2 separate regions of the Homo sapiens genome follow, and region 1 is linked to region 2. A link is a loop called in an ENCODE intact Hi-C map of the cell type or tissue named here. Cell type or tissue: endothelial cell of umbilical vein. All regions are shown on one strand. Each heading gives the region's core, and the rest is flanking DNA. Links, peaks and the distances in the headings are about the cores only. Region 1 has its middle 16 kb from the start of EIF2B2. Region 2 holds the start of ACYP1 (acylphosphatase 1).

The links. Peaks named below come from ENCODE experiments on the same cell type or tissue, not always from the same donor. Only the 100,000 strongest peaks of a DNase experiment are listed, where the experiment ranks them.
Region 1: a loop joins it to region 2, with 5 times the contacts of the local background. A loop is called at or near these places in 4 of 110 quality-filtered maps.

Annotation. Positions count from the first base shown.
Region 1 is chr14:74,980,359-74,993,224 of GRCh38, reverse strand. No RefSeq gene overlaps it. Among named protein-coding and RNA genes, the nearest start is that of EIF2B2, 16 kb to the left of the region's middle. RefSeq lists enhancers at 11,428-12,051, 12,052-12,677, 12,678-12,866. In endothelial cell of umbilical vein, for the core only: no CTCF peak of the experiment used is centred there; DNase peaks (open chromatin) are centred at 4,894 and 9,634; H3K27ac peaks cover 4,892 bases.
Region 2 is chr14:75,052,198-75,065,063 of GRCh38, reverse strand. It overlaps ACYP1 (acylphosphatase 1), which reads left to right and starts at 1,040. Exons shown (of 3, transcript NM_001107.5): 1 at 1,040-1,110; 2 at 1,503-1,594; 3 at 11,405-11,821. The coding sequence starts at 1,511. The coding sequence ends at 11,620. RefSeq lists an enhancer at 700-869. In endothelial cell of umbilical vein, for the core only: no CTCF peak of the experiment used is centred there; a DNase peak (open chromatin) is centred at 5,223; H3K27ac peaks cover 1,456 bases.

The DNA of each region.
Region 1 (12,866 bases), core at 1,869-9,868, 72 kb after region 2:
AGGCTCTTGACAATATCAACACTTAATGGGTATTTTATGTATATTAACTCTTTTCATTCTTACAAAAACCTTGAGATAGGTGCTCTTAATGTAACCATTTTCAAAAGAGAAACTTGAGGCAAAAATAGGTAACTCGCTCAATGTTACACACCTAGTAAGTGGAAGAGCTGGAATGTAAACACAACAGTCTGGCTTCAGAGCCTGAACTTTTAGTCTATGTACTGTGGTATCTTTTATTAAAATTTTGTATGAAATCAACAAAACCAGAAGTTGCCCTACCTTTAGACTCTTTATGTAAAATGATACATTTCTCTATTGTTTATATAATTTTGAATGGAGTTCTCTATCACTTGCAGTCCAAAGCAACTTGATATTGGGTATTTATCTGTTTTTAGTTGATTTGTAACATCTATTTATATACTGCATTTAAGATACCAACCATTTGACTGCCATTTGTGCTGCGATATTAGTATTTTTAGAAATTTTGTCCCAATTCTCATATATTCCTGTGGGAGCGCAAATTAAAGCACCTTTTAGTAGCTGTTTTAGTTGGGAAAACAGCAAAAGACTTTAAAATGTTCATTTATACCCTTTGAGCCAGCATATCCATGTTTAGAAATGCATTCTAAGGAAATAATCAGAAATAGGCATACAGTTATCCACAATAATATTTTTCTTTTATTTTTATTGTTTTCTTTTCTTTTTGAGACAGAGTTTTGGTTTTGTCACCCAGGCTGGAATGCAATGGTGCAATCTCGGCTCACTGCAACCTCTGCCTGCCGGGTTCAAGTGATTCTCCTGCCTCTGCCTCCTGCCTAGCTGGTATTACCGGCCTGAGCCAGTACACCTGGCTAATTTTTGTATTTTTAGTAGAGATGGGGTTTCACCATGTTGGCCAGGCTGGTCTCAAACTCCTGAACTCAAATGATCCGCCCACCTCAGCCTCCTAAAGTGCTAGGATTACAGACGTGAGCCACTGCGCCCAGCCCACAATAATATTTTTCACTTTATTATTTTTAACACAAAAATCAGAAATAAACCTAAATATTAAAAATTAGGAGATTGGTCTAGAACATTATAGTACAAAAAGTACTTTCAACCTGGCTGTTACCATGCTTGCGAGCTATATTACCTTGATATAAAGTAGTCTGATTAACATTTGGAGCTAAAATGGTATTAGCTTTATTCTCTTTATTCTCTTCTTTATTCTCTTAAACTTGGAAGATGAGCTACTTTCTATTGAAAGTAATTCTTGTTTTTGAGACTTGAAAGCTGAAAGGTACCTCAGGTGCTTTATAGTTTCCATGTATCTTTGTGATTCTTCAAAACTGAAATGGAAATTATGATTGCGTATTTGTTATATAATTATTTTCAAAACAAAAGAATGTTATAGTACAGTCATACAATGGAATATCGATTTTTGGAATTTTGATATGGTAAATGCTTAACAATAAGGAGAACTGTTGATAACATATTGTCAGTTTTGTTTATTTTCTATTTTTATTTATTTATTTTTTTTTGAGATGGACTCTTGCTCTGTCACCAGGCTGGAGTGCAGTGGCACGATCTAGGCTCTAGGCTCACTGTAACCTCTGCCTCCTGGGTTCAAGCAATTCTCCTGCCTCAGCCTCCCGAGTAGCCGGGACTACAGGTGCGCACCACCACGCCCAGCTGATTTTTGTATTTTTCATAGAGATGAGGTTTCATCATGTTGGCCAGGATGGTCTCCATCTCTTGACCTCATGATCCGCCTGCCTTGGCCTCCCAAAGTGCTGGGATTACAGGCGTGAGCCACCACGCCCGGCCGTATTATCAGTTTTAAAAGGCGGATTGCACACAATCACTCTTGAAAATAGTTGGGCAGTCCCTTTCAAAACTAATAATGAACTTATAATACAACCCAGCAATTGTATTTTTGGTGATTTATCCCAGAGAAATGAAGAACGTCTACATAGGAACTTGCAGGTGAATGTTCATGGCAGCTTTATTCATAATAGCCAACAACTGGAAACTACCCAATGTCTTCCAACTGGTGAATGTTTACACAAACTGTACATCCATACCATGGAATACAGCTCGGTAATAGAAAGGAATGAAATATCGATATATCCAACAACTTAGACTAACCTCAAGGAAATTATGCTGAGTGAAAAAAACCCATCTCAAAAGTATAGGCCAAGAGTGGTGGCTCACGCCTGTAATCCCAGCACTTTGGCATGTTGGGACAGGCAGATCACTTGAGCCCAGGAGTTCAAGACCAGCCTGGGCAACATGACGAAACCCCGTTTCTACTAAAAATACAAAAAAAAAAATTAGCCAGGCATGGTGGCACATGCCTGTAATCCCAGCTACTCAGGAGGCTGAGGCACAAGAATCACTTGAACCCGGGAGGCAGAGGTCACAGTGAGCTGAGATCACGCCACTGTACTCCAGCCTGGGTAACAGAGCAAGACCCTGTCTCAAAAAAAAAAAAAAGTGTACATACTGCATAACTTTACTTATGTAACAATCATGAAATAACATAATTATAGAAATAAAGAATAGATTAGTGGCTTCCAGGAGTTACAGATGGGTGGGATGTGTGGCTACAAAGGAGTAACACTAGGAATCTTGTGATATTAATAGTACACTTGGGTTTCTTGATTGTGGTGGTGGTTATGCAAGACTACCTGTGATAAAATTGTGCATATACACACACACACACACACACACACACGGAATGCATGTATGAAATCTGAATAAGCTCTGTGGATTGTACCAATGTCATTTTCTTGGTTTTGACATTGTGTCATGGTTGTATAAAATGTTAGCATTGGAGTAGTCTGGGGGGAAGGATGCAAGAGAGAGAAGGATATACATTTATTTGCAACCTCCTGTGAATCTACAATTATTTCAAAATAAATAGTTAAACAAACAAAACCAGGATTTATGAAATAAAAACATCTATTTAAAAGAAAATTATAAAATTATAAAGCATTACATTTGGGGGATGGTCATTTTTTTTTAAGAGACAGGGTTACTGTGTCGCCCAGGCTGGGGTGCAGGGGTCCAATCATAGCTTACTGTAGCCTCAAACTGATCCTCCCCCTTCAGCCTCCCAAGTAGTGAGGACTACAGCTACAGGTGTGGGCCACCACATCTGGCTAATTTTTTTTTTTTTTTTTTTTTTTTTTTTTTTTTGTGCAGACAGGATCTTGCTATGTTCCCCAGGCTGGTCTTGATCTCCTGGCTTCAAGAGATCCTCCCATCTTGGCCTCCCAAAGCACGGGGATTACAAGCGTGAGCCACTGTGCCCAGTGAATTTTTAAAGTAACTCTAGCTGTAATTGTTAAATGACACAATGCTAAAATAGATCTTGAAAGAGGCTGTTTAAAGTCTCTCTCTATATGTATTTTTTTTAAGACAGAGTCTTGCTCTGTCACTCAGGCTGGAGTGCAGTGGTGCAATCTCGGCTCACTGCAACGTCCGCCTCCTGGGTTTAAGCAATTCTCTGCCTCAGCTTCCTGAGTAGCTGGGATTACAGGTGCTTGCCACCACGGCTGGCTAATTTTTGAATTTTTAGTAGAGACGGGGTTTCACCATCTTGGCCAGGCTGGTCTTGAACTCCTGACCTCGTGATCCACCCGCCTCGGCCTCCCAAAGTGCTGGGATTACAGGCATGAGCCACCGTGCCCGGCCTAAAGTCTATAATTTTTTTAAAGCAGGATGTAAAAATAGTATATTTGGTGGGACCTCAATTTCACTCTAAAAATATACTTTATTTGTATGTATTATATATATATAAATATACACAATACACATATTCTTACACATACATATATATGTATATAGGTGTGTGTGTGTGAAGTGTGTATAATGACATATACTATGACATTAACAGTGACTATCTCTGGATAGTACGATTACAGGTTTATCAGAGACAATTGCTCCCAAAGCCACTCTCCCCTCCTATAGTAATAGAGTTTTAGCTGGGAAAATAGCCACCCAGAATAGAAACTACATTTCCCAGTCTCCTTCACAGGTAGATGTGGCCATGTGCCTATGTTCTTACCAATGGGAAGGTGTGGAAGTATTAACATTTTGTTGCTGCTTTTGAGAACCTTCCCTAGGAGATAGCTGGGATGGGTCTTTGGCCTCTTCATGACTTTCTCTTTCTTGCTGCATTTCTGCTCTGCCAGCTTAGGTGATGAGGATACAGGTCCTACTGTAGGGATGGCAGAGGAGTGAGCCAGAAGGAGCCTGCACACTCTGAGGTCTCTGCGGAGTGGAGCTCCCATACCAGCCTGGAATATTCACCTCTGGGCTTCATACAGCTGAGAGCTAAATAAACTTCAGTCTTGTTTAACTTCCACAGTTATCTAGGAGTTTCCATCACTTGCAGTCACACCCAACTCTAATAAAATGCAAGAATGATTTTTATTTTTATTTGTGTACTGTTCTGTATTTTCCAAAATTTCTACAGTTAACATATGCCGTTCATAATGAGAAGTAAAAGTTATTTGTAAGAAACATAAGAAATCCATCAGGCCCATTCTTTCAGCCAGAAATATGATTATGTTGATCAAATCTTCCAGATTTTCCAGAAATGTCCCAATTCCAAACATTATGGCTGATTGTCTGCATAATTATCAAATAACAGTTTCCTGGACTTAATTTGGAGAATACGGTGATTATGATGATAATTCTGAACTGGGGGCAGCAAGGCTTACTAAAATGTTTGTGTCTTTATCCTTCTGTTCCAAAGAATCTCCTTTAGGCCATAGGATCACTTCCTTTTCCTGAAGGCCTTTGACTCAACACTTGGGCATGTGAATGCACTACTGTTTTTATCCTTCTCTGATTGTTTTGGTGGATAAGTCATGTCTCTATGCAACCTGAGAACAAGTGCTATTGTAGTAGACACCTGTTGTTTTTGTCTGCCCTGCACCCGCTTTCCGTTGGGAACTGCCCTTCCTCATCTCATGTGATTTGGGTGGAACTGTCAATCCCAGCACCTCCTCGTGCCCCAAGTGGCCCCTAACCACAGGCCTGGCCCCCCACACCTGGGACTGGTCCATCATCCAACTTCCACGCTGATTGGTCATGCAAAGCCATTCAGTCCTGTGATTTGCTATATGGACCCTGGAAGAAAGCAGGTTTCTGTCCTCATCTGCTGTAAAGAGGTTGGCTTTGGACTAGCGGTGGCTACCTTTCCTGCCTCATGGGGAGAGCTTGTCTAGTGTAGGAGAAAGTCAGCCAGCTGCTCCAGGAGAAGCAAGTAGAGCCCAGTCCTAGACAGAGGGAGAAAGAACAAATGAGCTGATGATTTGAGATGAGCTGATGATTTGAGATGAGCTGACATGGGCCCTTAGATCTAGCCATGGCTGAAGGTACAGCCACCCTTGGACTTCTCAACAAATTCCCCTTTGGCTTAACTTTTTGGGTTGCTAGAGCCTTGCCTAAGCTTCTTGTGTCCTCCCAGGAGCCCAAGCCTATTTTCAGTCAAGGGAGGAGTGTGTTATTTGGTTGCTTCTGCTAAACAAGAAATTAATCTTGCTCTAAATACAGATTTATATTTTGTGGCATCTGGCTCTGTTCTTGAGCTTCCCTGACACTTTATCATGATCAATTGCTAGGAATCGTTTTTTTTGTGTGTGTGTTTTTTTTGAGAAGGAGTCTCGATCTCGTCACCCAGGCTGGAGTGAAGTGGTGCAATCTCAGCTCACTGCAACCTCTGCCTCCTGGGTTCCAGTGATTCTCCTGGCTCAGCCTCTTGACTATCTGGGATTTACAGGCACGCGCCACCACGCCCGGCTAATTTTTGTATTTTTGGTAGAGATGGGGTTTCAACATGTTGGCCAGGCTGTTCTCAAACTCCTGACTTCAGGTGATTCACCCGCCTCGGCCTCCCAAAGTGCTAACATTACAGGCGTGAGCCACTGCGCCAGGCCAATTGCTAGGAATTTGAAGGGAAAGTCTAATGACAGACACAGGTAGTGGAACCCAGGGTACGTGATTAGAAAAAAAAAAACAATCTTACCCTATTGTTAGTAGGATTGTGTATTAATTGTTGCTCTTCATAGATCAACATATTTAACATGTAACAAATATTTATTATGCACCTTTATACCAAGCACCAACATTGCATACTGGAAACAGGCCCTGTACAAGGAGAAACTCAATACTAATAAACAGATCATCCCTTATACTTTAGAGGATTTTTGCTTTTTGGTTAGAGACTTTCATTTTCCTTATCTCTTTTGGTGTCTACAACAGCCCTATGAGATGGGTTGGTTCTGGTCAACAGATAGTTATTCTGCAATTGATAGGTCCCTTCTGCTAAGTGAGAATGTCCAATCATTTAGGTACACAAAACAATATAGTCTGAGATTCTGAAAGAAAAAACAAGTGGCGATCAAGGCCCAGTAGCCAGTTATTCTCTTAGTCACTGAACGTTAAATCATTTAAAAGCTGGGGTTTGAAAGTCACACACATCTCCTGGAGTTTGCCCCTCACAAGCTGGGTGACCTTGTCTGTCAGTGGAGATGTTAGTAACAGGGAACTCTGATAAATGGTAAGGATCTCAAACATTTAGAGACATGTACTACTACTGGCCTTTTTTTTTTTTTTTTTTGAAACAGAATCTCATTCTGTCACTTAGGCTGGAGTGCAGTGACACGATCTCATCTCCCTGCAACTTCTGCCTCCTGGGTTCAAGTGATTCTCGTGCCTCAGCCTCCTGGGTAGCTGGGATTACAGGCGTGGGCCACCACACCTGGCTAATTTTTGTATTTTTAGTAGAGATGGGGTTTCACCATGTTGGGCAGGCTGGTCTTGAACTCCCGACCTCAGGTGATCCACTGGCCTTGGCCTCCCAAAGTGCTGGTATTACAGTCTGAGCCACAGCACCCGACCTACTACCGATCTTTAAAGTAGCAGGTCTGGATACCCATTACATAAGAGAATTTTTAGAACTCTCCATAAAAGGTGATTCTGGTAGACCTGGTTGTAATTTCAGACTGGACAATTCAGAGAAAAATAATATCGACTTTTATTTTGATAACTCCTCTCTTTCAAGGACTCCCCAGTTATTTTAACTACCTGAGAATGTCTCTTTCAAGGACTCCTTGCATGGTGGTGCAGCCCCGTCCAGATGCCTGTGTCCTGGGTCCCAGCAGATTCCTGCCACTCTTGGAGCAGACATGGCCCTCGGTGACCAACCTGCAGGCAGCAGACCCCAGAGGCCCAACACTCCCTCACTCGCATCTGACTCCCCTCTGTCCCAGGAATAGTTTCTGTCCCTGGTTTGATGGCCGTGGCCAGGAATATTCTAACAGACAGTCATTGTCTAACTTCAGAGGGTAGTTTGATTAACTGGTTTCTGAGCAGGGTTTTCGGGCAAGAAGGCAAAACTTCTCAAGCTGCTCTCTCCATTGCACAGAATGTGGAGGTGGGGATAACTGAAGTCAGAAAATTCTTTCCAGTCTCAGCTAATTTCCCTTCTTGGGGCTTGAGGAAGAAGAATCACAGTGGCCTGCACTGATGAAGCACCTGCATTGTGCCAGAGACTTTTTATAATCACCTCGAAGTCTCCCAGGGCTCTGTACGGTAACATAGGCATGTTAACATCTTCATTTTACAGCAGAAGAAGCTGAGGCTCAAGTTGAGTGGCTTGCCACTGGTGGGGACCAAGTGTAGGTTCTAACCCAGGGTGTCTGTCTCCAGAGACTGCCACAGTGCCTCCTAATTCCACCACGGCCACATCCTTCTTGTTAGAATGGGAGGAATGGCCTTGAGGGGTCAGACAGGGGCCAGGCTCCCACCAGCCTCTAAAGCCTTCAGGACCTTGGTGATAGAAGCTCTGCGTCCCTCTCCTTGCCCCCTGAGTATGAAGCTGACAGATGAAAGTGGAATGGGTGCCAAGGAAGCTGGGCGTCAGGCTTCTGAGAGCCGAGCCCCAGCCTCGATAAGATGCCTGGCACACACCTGAGGGCACCGGGGAGTGGAGAGGAAGAGTCCTGCTGGGTTCTGAATGCGGGGCCGCCAGTCCCTATCCCCTAAGGGAAGAGAGCACAGAAACTTCCCAAGGCTCATAGGCCCCAGCCTGGGGTGGACAGCTCTGCAGAGCCCAGTGGCCAGTCACACTCCGTGGGAAAGCCTTGGCCCTGGCCCCCCCGGGAGCCACGCTGGTGCCGCCTCCTGCCCACGGCTTGGCTCAGCGGGTTCCCAAGTGGCTTTACTTCCTCCCCCCTCTTGCTCCCACCTCCCACAGTCCCCAGGGAGACAGGGAGGCCACTGGCAGAGTTGACCCTCAGTCCCCAAGTCCCACAGGCCCCTGCAAGCGCCTTCCCCCACACACCTCAGAGCCAGGCTTCCCCAGGAGGAGCAGGAGGGGACTCTACCCCTCCCCAAGGAGCCCCTGCCCCAGGTCCATTTAGGGCTGGCCGGCCCCATCCCCACTCCTTCCGCTGTCCACTGAGGCTCCACTCTCGGCTGCAATAACAGGGCTTTGGGTATGGGCTGTTGTTTTTGCAGCTGGGATGGGGCGGAGCAGCAGCGGGAAGGCGTCTAGGGCACTGACCGTCTGAGAAAGCCCCGAGCCCACATTCCCACTAGGCCCAGGGCAGCCCCTTCAGGCTAGTGACAGAGCTGTTCCTGGGGAGAGAGGCCCATGGGCGAGGCCCAAGCATAGAGGGCAGGCAGAGAAGGAGGCCAGCCAGTAGGGCTGAGAGAGTTTAGGGGAGCCTAGGAGCCCCACGCCCTCTCTGAGCCACCCCTCCCCAGATGACTGTGGCCTCCCTCGTTTCTAACTGCAGCTGGACCCAGCCTCTCCCCGCTCGCCCAGCCCCCGCACACATCTGGGAGATGCTGGAGAAAGCTTCTTTAAAACCAAGAACAAACACAACCAAACATCTCATTTACTAAGGGGAAAATGCTGGAAACTAAAAAGAATGAAATCAAGATCACCCCTAGTCCCTTCATTCAAAAATATTCATTATGAACATCTTGACATATTTCCCCATAAGCTATTTTTAAAGTTGTGGTAAAATAGACATAACATAAAATTTACCTTTTTAAAAATTTTATTTATTTATTTTTTTTTTTTTTTGAGATGGAATCTCGCTCAGTTGCCCAGGCTGGAGGGCAGAGGTACGATCTCAGCTCACCGCAACCTCTGCCTCCCGGGTTCAAGCAGTTCTCTTGCCTCAGCCTCCCGAGTAGCTGGGATTACAGGCGTGTGCCACCACACCCGGACCAATTTTTTTGTATTTTTAGTAGAGATGGGGTGTCACCATATTGGCCAGGCTGGTTTCGAACTCCTGACCTTGTGATCTGCCCACCTCGGCCTCCCAAAGTGCTAGGATTACAGGCATGAGCCACCGCACCCGGCCCTAAAATTTACCATTTTAACCATTATTTTGTGTACAGTGGCATTCGTACATTCACACTGTTTTACAACCATCATCACCAGCCAGCTCCAGGACTTTTCATCTTCCCAAACTCTGTACCCATGAAATACTAACTCCCCATTCCCACCTCCCCCCAGCCCCTGGCAACCACTTTTCTACTTTCTGTCTCTCCAAATTTGGCAACTCTAGGTACCTTGCCTAAGTGGATCATACAGTATTTGTCCTTTCCTGTCCGGCTTCTTTCACTGAGCATATTAGCTTCAAGGTGCATCTATGTTGCAGCATGTGTCAGAATTTCCTTCCTTTTAAATGCTGAGTAATATTCTGTTGTGTGTCACATTTTGTTTATCCATTCATAACCTGTTTTTCAAGATTATACTTTGTCAGATGTTAAATACTCTGATTTTTTTTTTAACTCAGCTGTTGCCATGTCATTAAATTTTTTTTCTCAACATGATTCTTTTTTTTTTTTTAAGACAGGGTATCACTCTGTCACCCAGGCTGGGATGATTGTGGCATAATCACAGCTTACGGCAACCTTGACCTCCCAAGCTCAGGTGATCCTCCCACCTCAGCCTCCCAGGTAGCCGAGACTACAGGTATATGCCACCACACCCAGCTAATTTTTTGTATTTTTTGTAGAGACAGGGTTTTGCCACATTGCCCAGGCTGTTCTCAAACTCCTGGACTTAAGTGATCTACCCTCTTTAGCCTCCCAAAGTTCTGTGACTACAGGTGTGAGCCACCATGCCTGGCCCTAAACATGATTTTTAGGGCTGCCTTTTCATTCCTCGTAGATGGAATGGCACGTATTTCACCAGTATCCTACTCTTAAATACTGAGATACTTTCTTTGTCTGCTTGGTTTGTTTGTTCACTATTATAAATGGCCCCGAGAAAAACATCTTGGTAGAAATTTTTTGGAGGGCCCTCCTGTGGCCCTGCCTGACTTCTGACGTCTCAGGTGATTTCCCAAGGGAGAACCCCAGGAGTAGAATTGCTCTTCAAAGTGATAAACACTCCCCAGTCTCTTGATAAATATCCCCCCAAACTTTCCAGAAAAATCATGCCCACTGCTCCTCCATGAGCAGGGTAGGAAATCCAGAGGCTTTTCCTTTGCTCACCACACATTCAGCAAATTTCTGAGCATCCATGGGCCTGGCCCTGAGGACCTGGGGTGCTGGGCTGTGCCTCATCTCTCCCTGGAGAAAGGTGGAGAGCTCTACAAACAAGGGTTCAGGGACTCCTGCAGCTCCCTGTCTTAAATCCTTGATGGCCATGGAGCCGAGTGGCTCGGGAGAGAGCCAGCCTGGGCAAGGAAGCAACTAGTGGGGTGGGGGTACAGCATCTCTATCCCAGGTGTGGCTTAAGGCTGGCCTAGGTCCACTCTGCAGACCCCTTAGTGGCTGCCCAGCCAGCCCCATGCAGAGGAGTAGCTATGTAAATGACAGCTGTTGAGGGTTTACTATGGGCCGGGCCCACTGACCCCTCACACAAACCCTGTGCTACAAGTACCTTTATTATCTCCGTTTTGCTGACCAAGGGACCGGGTTCCATTTGGTACTGTGTTTAAGGCACACAGCTGGTGTGCAGTAGAGCTGGGATTCATAATCAGGTCTAACTCCAGAGCTTGTGCTCTAGATGGTTCCCACGTCCTGCTGCTTCTCCCAGGGGCTCTCCTGGCATCCCAAGTCTGGGAGAAGAAAAGGAAGCACTGTGGGCCAGTGATGGTCTGTGGGGTGGGATCAGCTCTGCCCTCTCTGCCCAGCCTTGCTCAGCCCTAGGCCAGAGACCTCTGGCCACAGGGAATGAGGAACACTCCATGTCCCAGAGGGATCTGGCTAGGGCAGGAATGGGGCGACTAGGGCAGGGGCAGCGGGATCCACGCTGCACACAGAAAGCCTGATTGTGTACAGACTGTGTTCTTTGGAAAAACAAGTATCATGAAGTCGTCTTGTTTTGGACAATCTGATGTCCCAGAGACCCAATGCCAAAAAAAAAAAAAAAAAAAAGGGCTGAGGAACTGGAGCCAGCACCGTTGAAGCCTTCAGGTGAAGCTGGCCCTTCAAGGGTGGGGAATGGGAGCTCCCGCAGGCTCCCAAGCTGGAACCCGGTGCTGACGGCTCCTAGGGGTCCAGGCTTTGGGCCGGAGAAATTATTCCACATACAGATGGGAGCAGATCAGAGGAGCTCAGAGTCCTCTCCCGGACCACAGCCTGGAGGGCCACGTGCAGAGGGGCCTCACCACATCCAGGAAGCACCAAGATCCGCCTGAGCCCAAGGAGCAGGCGCAGAGGCAGCCAGGTTGGGGGCCGGCCAGGCCTCAGGCTGTCAGAGCACCCTACAAGGCAGGGAAGGCTGCTCAGCATGAACCCAGGCGGGGAGGGAGATCTTTTTTCCAGAACAAGACTCCCTGTGGGGCGCAGGAAAGAACTCAGTGGGCTCAAGAGTCTGGGACGTGCCTGCCTGACTCCGCTCAGGTCAAGAGGGCAGCCCACTGGCCTGGCCTCACCAGCCAAAGCCAACACAGGAAATGCCAACCAGACCTCAACATCCGGGCACCCAATTTGCTCTGGCTGGCAGGGAGCGTCGGTCTTCCCGGGCTCAGTTGTTGGCAGTGCTAACCAGAGGGAACCATGGCTTTAGTGCTCGCTCAGCGGATGCGGGGTCCCCGGGCATGTCCTCATGGGCTCTCAGCCCCAGGACAGGAGGAGCTGGGCAAACACACAGGAGACCAGCAGGCAGCAGGAGGGAGCCAGGCGTTTCCCTGGACGGCGGCCATCGGGCTGTTGTTGGGATCCAGTTTCAAGCTCCTTCGAGGAGAGCCGCATGGGGTCATCCCCTCCACGACGCCCCAGGAAGGAGACTGATGAGCAGACAGTTGTTAACGCCGCGCCGCCGCCGCCACCGTGGTGATTAAGGCCGCAGTAATTGGCCTCGCAGCCAGGCAGGGGCCGGGCCTGACAGCCGGCAGCCGCCAGGGTCTGCAGAGTAGGGGAGGGGGCGGCCCGTGCTGTAGCTGTGTGCGCTGATGGGATTAGGTTGTGAATTGACACTCAATCCTCCTTAGTGATTTCCTTCCTGGGGCCCCAGCCAGGGCCAGGACTGTGGGGATGGGGGTGGGCTGTGGGCAGAGAGCAGACATCAGCCTTTCCAGGCTCCTTTTAAGCTGGCCACTAGCTGGGGTGGGGGTGCAGGGTCTTCATCCAGGACTAAGCTTGGCCAAAGCCTGCTCTGCAGTCCCTCCGCAACTGCCCAGCCAGCTCCATGTGGAGGATGAGCTTTTCCAGTAGGGACCTTCTTTCCCACATTCCCACTGGTGCTTGGCGCTAGTCAAGCCTTGCGGGTGGCCTCTGTACTCCCAGCATGGAGCCTGGCACAGAGTAAGTTTACTAAGGATATTGGCAAACGGAATGGATGGATGTCCTCTTCCCTGATTGGCCTAAGTGCCTTGTGGGAGAATCTCTGTGACCCCCTC
Region 2 (12,866 bases), core at 2,045-10,044:
TGGCTTAGATTGACTGACTCAACTGTAATTCTGGAGCCATGAGTTATTTTGCTTGTGCTCTTGCTTTATTTGTGTAGTTAGCTGGTTATTTGTTCAAGCATTATTTGACATTTTCTTAGTAAAGGAGACCGGTGAGTAGCTTCCAGAAGCCCAGAAGCAGACATAACCTCCATTGGGACCTCCTGTGCACTTATGCCCCGTAATCCCCTATTCCAGATTGTTATGACCCAAACTTTAAGGAGAACTGAATGAAAAAGGACAGAAAGGTTAAATGTATCCTACTCAACATATTTATGATGTTTATTTTTTTATTTATTAATTTATTTATTTGAGTCAGAGTCTCCCTCTGTTGCCCAGGCTGGAGTGCAGTGGGGCAATCTCGGCTCACTGCAGCCTCCACCTCCCAGGTTCAAGCGATTCTCCTGCCTCAGCCTCCCGAGTAGCTGGGATTACAGGCGCCCGCCACCATGCCCGGCCAATTTTTGTATTTTTGGTAGAAACGGGGTTTCACCATGTTGGCCAGGCTGCTCTCGAACTCCTGACCTCAAGTGATTCGCCCGTGTCGGCCTCCCAAAGTGCTGAGATTACAAGCTATTTATGATGTTTAATGTGTGCTGTTTGTCTCTCACCTCCAGAATTAAGCTCCTCAGGACAGGGATCCTGTTTTGTTCACTGATGTTTGCCTGGTCACCTAGAACAGGTGCCTGGCACACAGTAGCTGTCAGTCAGTATTTAATTGAATGATTGAATGTATCCCCATGTACTTCTTCGTCTATGCCTTTCTCCTCATGAGAAAATGAGAAGAGGGTTGCGCTTGTTGACTGAGATGCGATGAGGGCTAGGTTTGTGGAGGCCCAGCCGAGTTCCTGGACAGATCCCCAACCCAAAGCTTTTGGGTTGCCGGACAACCGCGTCCTGAAATCCCACCTTCTGGGCGGGCCCGGGCCGAGGCGCCGTCTCTGATTGGTCAGCTGGAGGTGATGGGCATGAGCGACAGCGAAGGAGCAGCTACACACTAAACTTCCGGGCGCGGAGGTTTGCGCGCCTTGGTGAGCCGTTGGCGTGGTGGTCCCGGAGTGATCCTGGCAGCCGGTGGGGAAGACAAGGAGGGTGAGCCGCCAGGGGCCCCCAGGGTGTGCTTCTCAGGTCGATTAGCCCTAAAATGTTAGTAGCAGGGGATTCTGGGAGTTAGTAGCAGGGAATTCTGGTAGTGAGGGAGCGGGACCGGGCATGGATGTAAGGAGGTCATCGGTCCTCAGGTTATTTCCCCAGAAGAGGCTTCAGCGGGCAGCTGCGATCCGAAGCTCCCTCTCCCGGCGTCTGGTTCTTCCTTCACACACACCTTATCACATCCACTCACGTTTCCATTTCCAGGACCTTGAAGTCGGGGAGAGGTCGCAATGGTTAAGGATGGACAGGGGTGGGTGTGGCCCTTTCTGACTCAGGCTTGCGGGTCCTGGAATAATAGCCCTTCACTCTTCTGCTTTCCTGGTTTCTGACAGGTTTGAGCATGGCAGAAGGAAACACCCTGATATCAGTGGATTATGAAATTTTTGGGAAGGTGCAAGGGGTGTTTTTCCGTAAGCATACTCAGGTATGTGGCCTGCAGGCTTTGGGGTGGTAACCTAGGTTGTGGGCATAGGAACAAGGGACGTGTTCTTGACAAATGTGAACTAGAAGCCGCTGGCTATTTGGTAGCTGCATGGCAAAGAGGTAGTTTGTAGAGCAATGAGTATGAAAATGCTGTGCAATCGGTAAAACATGGTGTAAATGGAAGATCACCCTGCTGTTATTATTAGTCAGTGGTGCCTGAGCATCTAGATACACATATTAATGAGCTTCTCTCTTCCAAGGGAAATAGAGGGCTTCCCCAGTGCTCGCCGTTGTGGCATCATCAAACCAAGTCAGGTTTCTTATAGAAAGGCTAACATTGATTGAAGAGCTGGCATTTAGATGACCTGATGTCATGTATATAACATATATAAATGCTTCCTCTGCAGCTGCTGCACTTTCTTCAGACCTCTTTCTCCAAGCTTCCCTCAGTTCTCCACTTAATTTCTTTCTATTCTTTTTTGGTTTTGAAAGAACATTTACCTTTTCCAGCTGACGTTTTTCTTATTAAAAACTCTTTATCCATTCCAGAATAGGTGATGGGAACACTGAATGTGGAGCCTGGTATTCTTCCTAGAGCAATAAAGGATTATTTGAGGGGATGGACAAACTGTTGGCAGCCTCTACCTCTGCTTTAATGTGGCTAATCTTCCCTCAACAGGCACACACAAATGCAAGCTCAATTTACCCTCTGCCTTCTGTAGGTATTGGCTATTGCCTTCCCAGTGTGTCGCTAATCCCACAGATAATGAGTTAGGACTGCAAAACTTCTTTTTTTTTTTTTTTTTTTTTTGTATTTTTAGTAGAGACAGGGTTTCACCATCTTGGCCAGGCTGGTCTTGAACTCCTGGCCTCGTGATCCATCCGCCTCAGCCTCCCCAAGTGCTGGGATTACAGGTGTGAGCCACCGCACCCGGCCAGGACTGCAGAACTTCTTAAGTGTCTCATTCCTGGGACTGTGGTACTTAAAATTCAAATTCTAACCTGGAAGGAATCTTTGAAACATGAATGTGAATTGTCAATACCTCTTTCCCTTTTTCTTTTTTTTTTCTGAAGGATGGTGGCACAGTCACAGCTTATTGCAGCCTTAACCTCCCAGGCTCAAATGATCCTCCTTCCTCAGCCTCCCAAGTAGCTGGGACCACAGGTGCATGCCGCCACACCCAGCTTTTTTTTTTTTTTTCTCTTTTAACAGAGAGCTATGTTGCCCAGGCTGGTCTCAAACTCCCAGGCTCAAGTGATCCTTCTGCCTCGGCCTCCCACCAGTGTGCTGGGATTACAGGCATGAGTGACCATACCCAGCCAATACCTCTTTTTCTTTTCTTTTCTTTTTTTTTTTTTTTTTTTTTTTGAGACAGAGTTTCATTCTTTTTGCCCAGGCTGGAGTGCAATGGCACGATCTCAGCTCACCGCAACGTCCGCCTCCCGGGTTCAAGCGTTTCTCCTACTTCAGCTTCCCAAGTAGCTGAGATTACAGGCATGTGCCACCATGCCCCGCTAATTTTGTATTTTTAGTAGAGACAGGGTTTTTCCATGTTGGTCAGGCTGGTCTTGAACTCCCAACCTCAGGTGATCCGCCCACCTTGGCCTCCCAAAGTGTTGGGATTACAGGTGTGAGCCACTGTGCCCGGCCAATACCTCTTTTTCTAATTATTCAAAAATCATTTCTTCCCATCTGACACTCAAATAGGAAATGACTGTTGAAAACAGAATTGCTGAAACTCACAGCAAGAGCTGTGTTCCAGTTAGCTTTGCTACCAGTTATGCAGGTAAGTTCCTGTAAATTAAGGTGATTGAGATAACAGCTTCAAAGATTAGTCAAAGTTGTTGAGGGAAAAGGGTCAGATAGTGGTATGCATAGCCCATCTTTCTCTACCTGCCCCTCTCCCCAGTTTAAAGAGAGAATAACAGAATGCAGAAAAACAAATATTGATTGGAAAACTGCATATAAAATGACATCTATTTTTTCTTAATTAGGCTTGTAGCTTATTCTTTACTATTTATAATCATTTAAATATATATGTTCATTTGAACAGTTGTTTTGCTGCAATGTTTGCTGTTGATATTATCTAGCCTCTTATTTAAATTCCTTCATTTCTAGAGAAGTGACAAATAATAATTCAGGGACTTTTGAAAACTTGGAATATAATTTACATCCCATAAAACCCATCCTCCTAAAGTGTATAATTTGGTGATTTTTAGTATATTCACAAAATGTTGCACTAATTCCAGAACATTTTCATCATCCCAAAAAGAAACCCCTACCTAGGTTAGCACTCACTCCTCATCCCCTGAGCCCCTGGCAACCACTAACCTACTTTCTGTCTCTATGGATTTGCCTATTCTAGATTGTTGTTGTTGTTGTTGTTGTTGTTGAGACAGAGTCTCAACTCTGCCTCATTCTGTCACCCAGGCTGGAGTGCAGTGGCGTGATCTCGGCTCACTGCAACCTCTGCCTCCTGGGTTCAAGTGATTCTTCTCCCTCAGCATCCCAGGTAGCCGGGATTACAGGCATGCACCACCATGCCCAGTTAACTTTTGTATTTTTAGTAGAGATGGGGTTTCACCATGTTGGCCAGGCTGGGTCTTGAACTCCTCACCTCAGGTGATCCACCTACCTCAGCCTCCCAAAGTGCTGGGATTACACGCATGAGCCACCGTGTTCAGCCTATTCTTGATATTTAATATAAATGGAATCATACAAATGTGGCCTTTTTTTGTGACTGGCTCCTTTCACTTAACATATTGTTTTCAAGGTTTATCTACACTGTAGCATGTATTAGTATCCTATTCCTTTTTATGGCTGAATAATATTCCATTGTATGGATATACCACATTTCATTTATCCATTCATCAATTGATGGAAATTTGGGTTTCTGATTTTTGGCCATTATGAATAGTAGTGCTGTGAACACATATGCACATATTTTTATGTAGACAATGTTTTCAGTTCCATTGAGTATATACATACCTAGGAGTAGATTGCTGGGTCATATGGTAACTTTATGTTTAGCTTTTTGAGGAACTGCCAAACTTTTCCAAAGTAGCTATACCATATTATGTTCTCACTGGCAATGTGTGAGAATTCCAGTTTGTCCACATCCTTGCCAACAATGGTTACTGTCTTTTATGTTAGCCATCCTAGTGGGTATGAGGTAATATTTCATTGTGGTTGTTTGTTTGTTTTTCAGGTATTAATGAATTTAAAAGGATTTAAATCAAGGAATGTTCTCCAACTACAGTGGAACTAAACCACATTAAAAAAATAAAAAGGATAACTGGAAAATCCCAAAATATTTGGAAACCATATAGCACACTTACTTCTAAAATTGTGGTAGAATACATATAACATAGAAATTATTGTTCTAACCATTTTTAAATGTACAATTCAGTGGTCTTAAGCACATTCACATTGTTCTGTTTATCTACAGAACGCTTTTCATCTTGCAAAACTGAAACTCTGTATTCATTAAACACTAACTCCCCATTTTCTCCTTCCCCCATGCCCCTGACAATCATAAATCTACATTCTATTAATTCAACTGCTCTAGTTACCTCATATAAGTGGAATTTTACAGTATTTGTCCTTTTGTGGCTGGCTTATTTCACTTAGCATAATATCCTCAGGGTTCATCTGTGTTATATCATGAAAGTAAAAACAATTTCCTTTCTTTGTAAGACGGAATAATATCCTGTTGTATGTGTATACTTTCAGTGTGGTTTTGATTTGCCTTCCTAATGACTAATGATGTTGAGCATCTTTTCATGTGCTTATTGGCATATTTTATGTCTGCTTTGAAGAAATGTCCATTCAAATATTTTTGCCCATTTTTAGTTATTTGCCTCCTTATTCTTGAGTTGTAAGAATATTTTTATTCTGGATACTAGTCCCTTATCAGATGTATGATATACAAATATTTCTCCCATTCTGTGGGTTGTCTTTTTAATTTCTTGATAGTGTCTGTGAAGTACAAAAGTTTTTACTTTTGATGAAGTCAAATCAAATTTATCTGTTCTTTTTTTGCTTGCACTTTTAGTGTTATATCTAAGAAATCTTCCTAATCCAAGGTCATGAAGGTTCATGCCTATGTTTTTTGTTTGTTTTGTTTTTGTTTTTTGTAGCAACTGGGTTTCCCCATGTTGCCTGGCTGATCCTGACCTCAAGCAATCTGCCCACCTCAGCCTCCCAAAGTGCTGGGATTACAGGTGTGAGCCACCACACCCAGCTGCTGTCATGCCTATGTTTTCTTTTCCTTTTTTTTTTTTTTTTTTTTTTAAGACAGAGTCTCGCTCTGTGCAGTGGCGCGATCTCGATCTCGGCTCACTGCAACCTTCCGCCTCCAGGGTTCAAGCGATTCTCCTGAGTAGCTGAGATTACAGGTGTGCTATATCACGCCCAACTAATTTTTGCATTTTTAGTAGCGACGGGGTTTCACCATGTTGGTCAGACTGGTCTCGAACTCCTGACCTCGTGATCCACCCGCCTCAGCCTCCCAAAGTGCTGGGATTACAGGCGTGAGCCACCGCGCCCAGCCGCCTATGTTTTCTTCAAAATTTCATAGTTTACACTCTTAGATTGAGGTCTTTGATCCAGTTTGAGTTAATTTTTATGTGATGTGAGGTAGGAAATCCAGCTTTATTCTTTTGCATATGAATATCCAGTTGTCCCAGCACCATTTGTTGAAGTGAGTATTATTTCCCACATTCGTCATAGCACCCTTTTCAAAAATCAACATAAATGTAAGGATTTATTTCTGGACTCTCAATACTATTCCATTCATCTATATGTCTGCCTGCTGTAGTTGAGATGTTTGTCCCCTTCAAATCTCATGTTGAAATTTGATCCCCAGTGTTGAAAGTGGGACATAATGGGAGATGTTTGAGTAATGGGGCCAGGTCCCTCATGAGTAGATTAATGCTCTTCCTGGGGGGTGGGAGGGTCAATGAAGTCTTACTCTATTAGTTCCCTGGAGAACTGGTTGTTATTTTTATTTATTTTTTTTGAAACGGAGTCTTGTTCTTGTCGCCCAGGCTAGAGTGCAGTGACACAATCTCGGCTCACTGCAACCTCTGCCTCCAGGGTTCAAGCAATTCTCCTGCCTCGCCCTCCCAAGTGGCTGGGATTACAGGCACCCGCCACCACACCCAGCTAATTTTTGTATTTTTAGTAGACACAGGGTTTCACCGTGTTGGCCAGGCTGGTCTCAAACTCCTGACCTCAGGTGATCCGCCCGCCTCAGCCTCCCAAAGTGCTGGGATTACAGGTGTGAGCCACCGTGCCCGGTGAGAACTGGTTGTTAAAAAGAGCCTGGTACCCCACCTCTTCCCACCCCTGCCTCACAGTGGAAACAGCCTAAGGCCCTCACCTGATGCCAGTGACAGTCTCATGCTTATACAATCTACAGAATCATGAGTCAAATAAACCTCTTTTCTTTATAAATTACCCAGCCTCAGCAGGTAGTTCTTTTTTTTTTTTTTTTTTTTTTTTGAGACAGAGTCTTGCTCTGTTGCCTAGGCTAAAGTGCAGTAGTGCGATCTCGGCTCACTGCAACCTCCACTTCCTGGGTTCAAGCAATTCTCCTGCCTCAGCCTCCTGAGTAGCTGGGATTACAGGCACCCACCACTGCGCCCGGCTAATTTTTGTATTTTTAATAGACGGCGTTTCACCGTCTTGGCCAGGCTGATCTCGAACTCCTGACCTCATGATCCCCCCACCTCGGCCTCCCAAAGTGCTGGGATTACAGGTGTGAGCTACCACGCCTGGTCCTCAGGTAGTTCTTTATAGCAACACGAAATGGTCTAAGCCACTATCCTTATGCCAGTACCACACTGTCTCAGTTACTGCAGCTTTGTAGTAAGTTTTGAAATTGGGAAGTGTGAATCCTTCAACTTTGTTTTTCCTTTTCAAGATTATTTCTAGCTATCCTGGGTCCCTTATGTTTCCATGTAAATTTTAGTATCAATTTTTCGATTTCTGCAAAAGCACTGGGATTTTGATAGAGATTGAGTTGAATCTGTAGATCAATTGGGTAGTAATATCATCTTAACAATGTTAAGTATTTCAATACATCAGTAAGGGATGTCTTTCCATTTATTTAGATACTCTTTAATTTCTTTCAAGAATGTTTTGTAGATTTCCATATATGTCGTGCAATTCTTTTGTTAAATTTATTCCTAGACACTCTATCTTTTTGATGCTATTATAAATGGAATTGTTTCCTAATTTCATTTTCAGTTTTTCATTGCTAGTGTATAGAAATACAATTGATTTTTGTATATCAATCTTATATCCTACAACCTTGTGAGACTGTTAATTAGCTCTAGTGTGTGCCTGTGTATGTTTCTTAGGACTTTTTGTATACAAGATATGTCATCTACAAATAGAGGTAGTTCTGCTTTTTCCTTTCCAATCTGAATGCCTTTTCTTTCTCCTGCTGTGGATAGACCCTCAAGTATAATATTGAGTAGAGTGGTAACAGCAGACATCCTTGTCTTGTTCCTGATCTTCGTGGGAACGTTTTTAATCTTTCACCATTAAGTATGATGTTAGCAGTGGGTTTTTCACAGATTCCCTTTATCAGGTTGAGGAAGTTTCCTTCTGTTCCTAGTTTGTTGAGTGTTTTGATCATAAAAGAGGTATTGGTTTTTGTCAAATGCTTTTTTGCCATCTATTGAGATGATCATATAGCTTTTGTTTTATTAATATGGTGTATTAAATTGATTACTTCTTGTATATTGAACCAACCTTGAAAGAAATCCTAGTTTGTCATGGTATACAATTCTTTTTCTGTGTTGCCTGATTTGGTTTGCTAGTATTTTGCTGATGATTTTTGCATCTCTGTTCATAAGAGATATTGGTCTATGGTTTTTTGGTTGTTTTTTCTCGTGACAGCTTTGTTTTTGGGAGGCTGAGGAAGGAGGATCATTTGAGCCTGGGAGGTTAAGGCTGCAATAAGCTGTGACTGTGCCACCATCCTTCAGAAAAAAAAAAGAAAAAGGAAAAGAGGTATTGACAATTCACATTCATGTTTCAAAGATTCCTTCCAGGTTAGAATTTGAATTTTAAGTACCACAGTCCCAGGAATGAGACACTTATTTTTCATTTTTATTTTTTAGCTTTAGTTTTAGTATGAGGATAATGCTGGCTTAATAAAATGTGTTGGGAAGTGTTTCCTCTTCTTTTTTTTAACCCTTAATTCTTGGTTTGGATCTTCTTCTATTTTTTGGAAGAGTTTGTGAAGGGTTGGTAAAGGATTTTTTTTTAAACATTTGGTAGAATTTACCCATGAAGCCATCTGGTCCTGGGCTTTTTATCTGTGGGAAGTTTTTGATTACAAATTCCATCTCTTGGTATAGGTCTATTCAGACTTTCTATTTCTTCTTGATTCAGTTTTGGTTGTTTGTCTTTCTAGGTATTAGGTTTGTTTTCATCCAAAAAAATTTAATCTAATTTTTTGGCATATAATTGTTCATAGAATTCCCTTTTATCCTTTTTATCTTTGTAAGGTTGGTGGTAATGTCTCCTTTTATTTCTGATTTTAGTAATTTGAGGCTTTCATCCGTTTTTCTTTATCAGTCTAGCTAAAGGTTGTCAATTTTGTTGATCCTGTCAAAGAAGCAACTTTTGTTTTATTGATTTTCTCTATTCTTCTGCTTTCCATTAATTTCTGCTCTAATCTTTATTTCCTTCTTTCTGCTCATTTTGAATTCAGTTTGCTCTTCTTTTTCTAGTATCCTAAGGTGGAAATCTTGATTATTGATTTGAAGAGAGTTTCTTTTTAGATTGCAACTAGAGGTGGTGATTACAGTCCTTGAAATGTTGTCAGATGATTGTTTAAGCAAAAATATGGTTATGAGGTAGAATTCACTTTTTGGAATTTTCTTAGGGGAGAAAAACCCTGTTGGTGCAATAGATATTCAAAACTGAACATGAGTCAATAACATTATGTCATCATTAAAAAAATAAGAACAGAGTTGAGCACACAAATGAAACCAGTAGGAAACGCCCATTCTCAACACTGGTCAAATTTTGGAGTGTTCTGTTCAACTCTCAAGAGTTCAGATAAGGCCAGGTGCAGTGGCTCATGCCTGTAATCCCAGCACTTTGGGAGGCCGAGGCAGGCGGATCATGAGGTCAGGAGATCGAGACCATCCTGGCTAACACAGTGAAACCCCATCTCTACTAAAAATACAAAAAAATTAGCCGGGAGTGGTTGCGGGCGCCTGTGGTCCCAGCTACTGGGGAGGCTGAGGCAGGAGAATGGCATAAACCTGGGAGGCGGAGCTTGCAGTGAGCTGAGATCACGCCACTGCACTCCAGTCTGGGCGACAGAGCGAGACTCCGTCTCAAAAAAAAAAAAAAAAAAAAAAAAAGAGTTCAGATAAATCACATTGCAAATTTTTAAAGATTTATTTGACTGTGACAACCTCCTGTTTAAAACTGCACATTCTTACAGCTATTTACCATATAAGATAACTCTTAAGAACTGGAGATAGTCAGCTCCCCTGGGTTAATTTGAAGCAGAAGAGGGCAGTTGTTATACTGCCCTGTCAGTTGGATGCGGAGTCTTACTCAAAATTCATTCTCAGCATTCTTCTTTTATGGTATCTTCTTTGGCACTTAGCAGCGCATCAGGTAGGCATCTTCTATTTTTCTTCATTCCTTAATTTCCTTTGTATCCCTCAAATGGTTATTTATTTGGCTGGAGTCTGTTTTGTTCATTAAGCAAACATGTCTTTGCTTTGAACATGTCTTTGATTTGATGGATACTTAAATTCCTCATCAAACATTTTGTTGCTATGCATAACGTTTTCTTTGGCCAACTCCAGCAATTTCCCACATTTTGACATGCAATCATGTTAACTCCCATTTTCTTTTGTAATCCAACATCTTCTATTTAGATAATTACTTTAACAATCAATGACTTAATATTCTAATCATAAATTTATACAAAAATAAAATTACCTCCAAAACATTGCTACCTTTCCTAAACATTCAGTCTTGCCACAGTTTAATAAAAGGAAAGAACATTAAAAAGGATAAGACACTGTAATGATTAGATGCTTTTTATAAGCCTAAAGGCATTGTGATTATTTAGACAGAAGAGAAGAAAGTGAAGTGAAAACCTGATAGTTATGTAGTCTCATGGTTTGCTGTTGAGAGGCTGAACACCAGCTGCTTTCCTTTTCTAGGAAGATAATAAAGTGGGCTTTGGCTACAACATAAAGATGTTGGGTTAGACAGTTTCACTACAGTAAGAACAACGGGATGAGTTGCCCAGGAAATTGTGAAATACTTTCTAATGATCTTTAAAGATATAATGAACACTAATTCATCTGGATTTGTTTACGTGTGGTCCTGGTTAAAGGCAAAGGGAAGGATCAGATAACTTCATGTTTTTTCCATTTAACATACCCAATAGATTCTTGATTAGGGGAAGGGAAAATGAGCAAGATACAGTCCAGTATTCTAAAAACAATCAGCCTTAGGGGATCATTTCAAAAGCATCTGTTTTGGACTTAAGTCTTTGATACTTAACCAAATTGACTACACAGTGAAAAATTCTAGTGCCTGGGTTTTATAGGGTAGAAGAAAGACATGCAGTCAAGTGGCCAATACTTCATGTGAAGATAAGCAATGAGATCCTTCTTGCTGTCTTTCTTTTGACTGTTCTGGGCAATATCAAATTAGTTTCAGTGGCTTGATTCTAGGCCAAGATTCTGGCAACAGATTGTAGTCTTACCTTGTTTTCTTCAATCTCACTGGATCTCTCTCTCTTTTTACCCCCCTTAGGCTGAGGGTAAAAAGCTGGGATTGGTAGGCTGGGTCCAGAACACTGACCGGGGCACAGTGCAAGGACAATTGCAAGGTCCCATCTCCAAGGTGCGTCATATGCAGGAATGGCTTGAAACAAGAGGAAGTCCTAAATCACACATCGACAAAGCAAACTTCAACAATGAAAAAGTCATCTTGAAGTTGGATTACTCAGACTTCCAAATTGTAAAATAATGGCCTGAATTTAAGTTTTCTAAGATAAACTCAGTGGTTTGGTTTTTATTATTAATAGAGATAGAACTATTGTGTGTTAATATTAGCATTAGTCAATAAGTTATTTTAATGTCAGATTTTTGAATGTTATTATATATTACCTGTATGATGGAAGGATTACCACTGTACACAAATCTAATCAATAAAAACGTTAGAACCTTCTGCTTAGAGTACTTTTAAAAAATCTTCAGTGAACTTCCTTTTGGGCGAAATGAGAGGTCTTTATTCAGTAAACATTTGTAGGAAGAGGATTTTGAGGTAATTTAAAGAGGTCTGAAAGAAAAAAAGTCTGAGTCATTTCTTTAAATGGTTTCTATGAAATGTTCTTCAAGAAATTCCATGCCTAATAAGAACAAATACCACAAGTTCAATTTGTTAGCTCTGTTCACCTTATGTTTGGATGAATTACTTCTGCTGTTGTTTCTTTTCTCTGGGTAAGGAATTCACATAAAGTTATGTTATGGGCTGAACTGTGTCCCACCAAATTCATATGTTAAAGTCTCAGTCCCCAGTACCTCAGAAAGTGACTGTATTTGGACATAGGGCCTTTAAAGAGGTGATTAAGATTAAATGAGGCTGTGAGGGTGGGCCCTAATCCAATCTGACTGGTGTTCTTATAAGAGAACATATTGGCTATAGACACGTGTGCAAAAATCAAAGACCCTGTGAAAATGGCCATCTACAAGCCAAGGAGAGAGGCCTCAGGAGAAATCGTTGCTGCCAACACCTTGATCTCAGACTTCCAGTCTCTAGAACTGAGAGGAAATAGACTTCTGCTGCTTAAGCTACTCAGTCTGAGGTATTTTGTTATGGCAGCCCTAGGTATAGTAATAATCATAAACAGTTATCAGGATTTTGCTTAATCAGCCCTAGAAGACTGGTTGGTTGGGTTTGGTTAGTCACTAAACTAGCATATATCAAATGCTTACCAGGTCTGACAAATTCGTTATAAATTCCACTTTAAATTCTCAATGAAAATGAGATAGAAAGCAAAAACTAAGGACTGGTTAACAATTCCAAAACACTTTATTCTCACAGCATTCTCAGAGTTCTGCTCTCCTTTAGTTATTTTTATAACTAAAAGCTGTGGTGGCACTGGGGAGATTCAAGTCAGTGAAGAGAGTCTTGGTGTTGTCATCTGTAAATTAAGAGTTGAGCAAAGGCCGGGTGCGGTGGCTCACGCCTGTAATCCCAACACTTTGGGAGG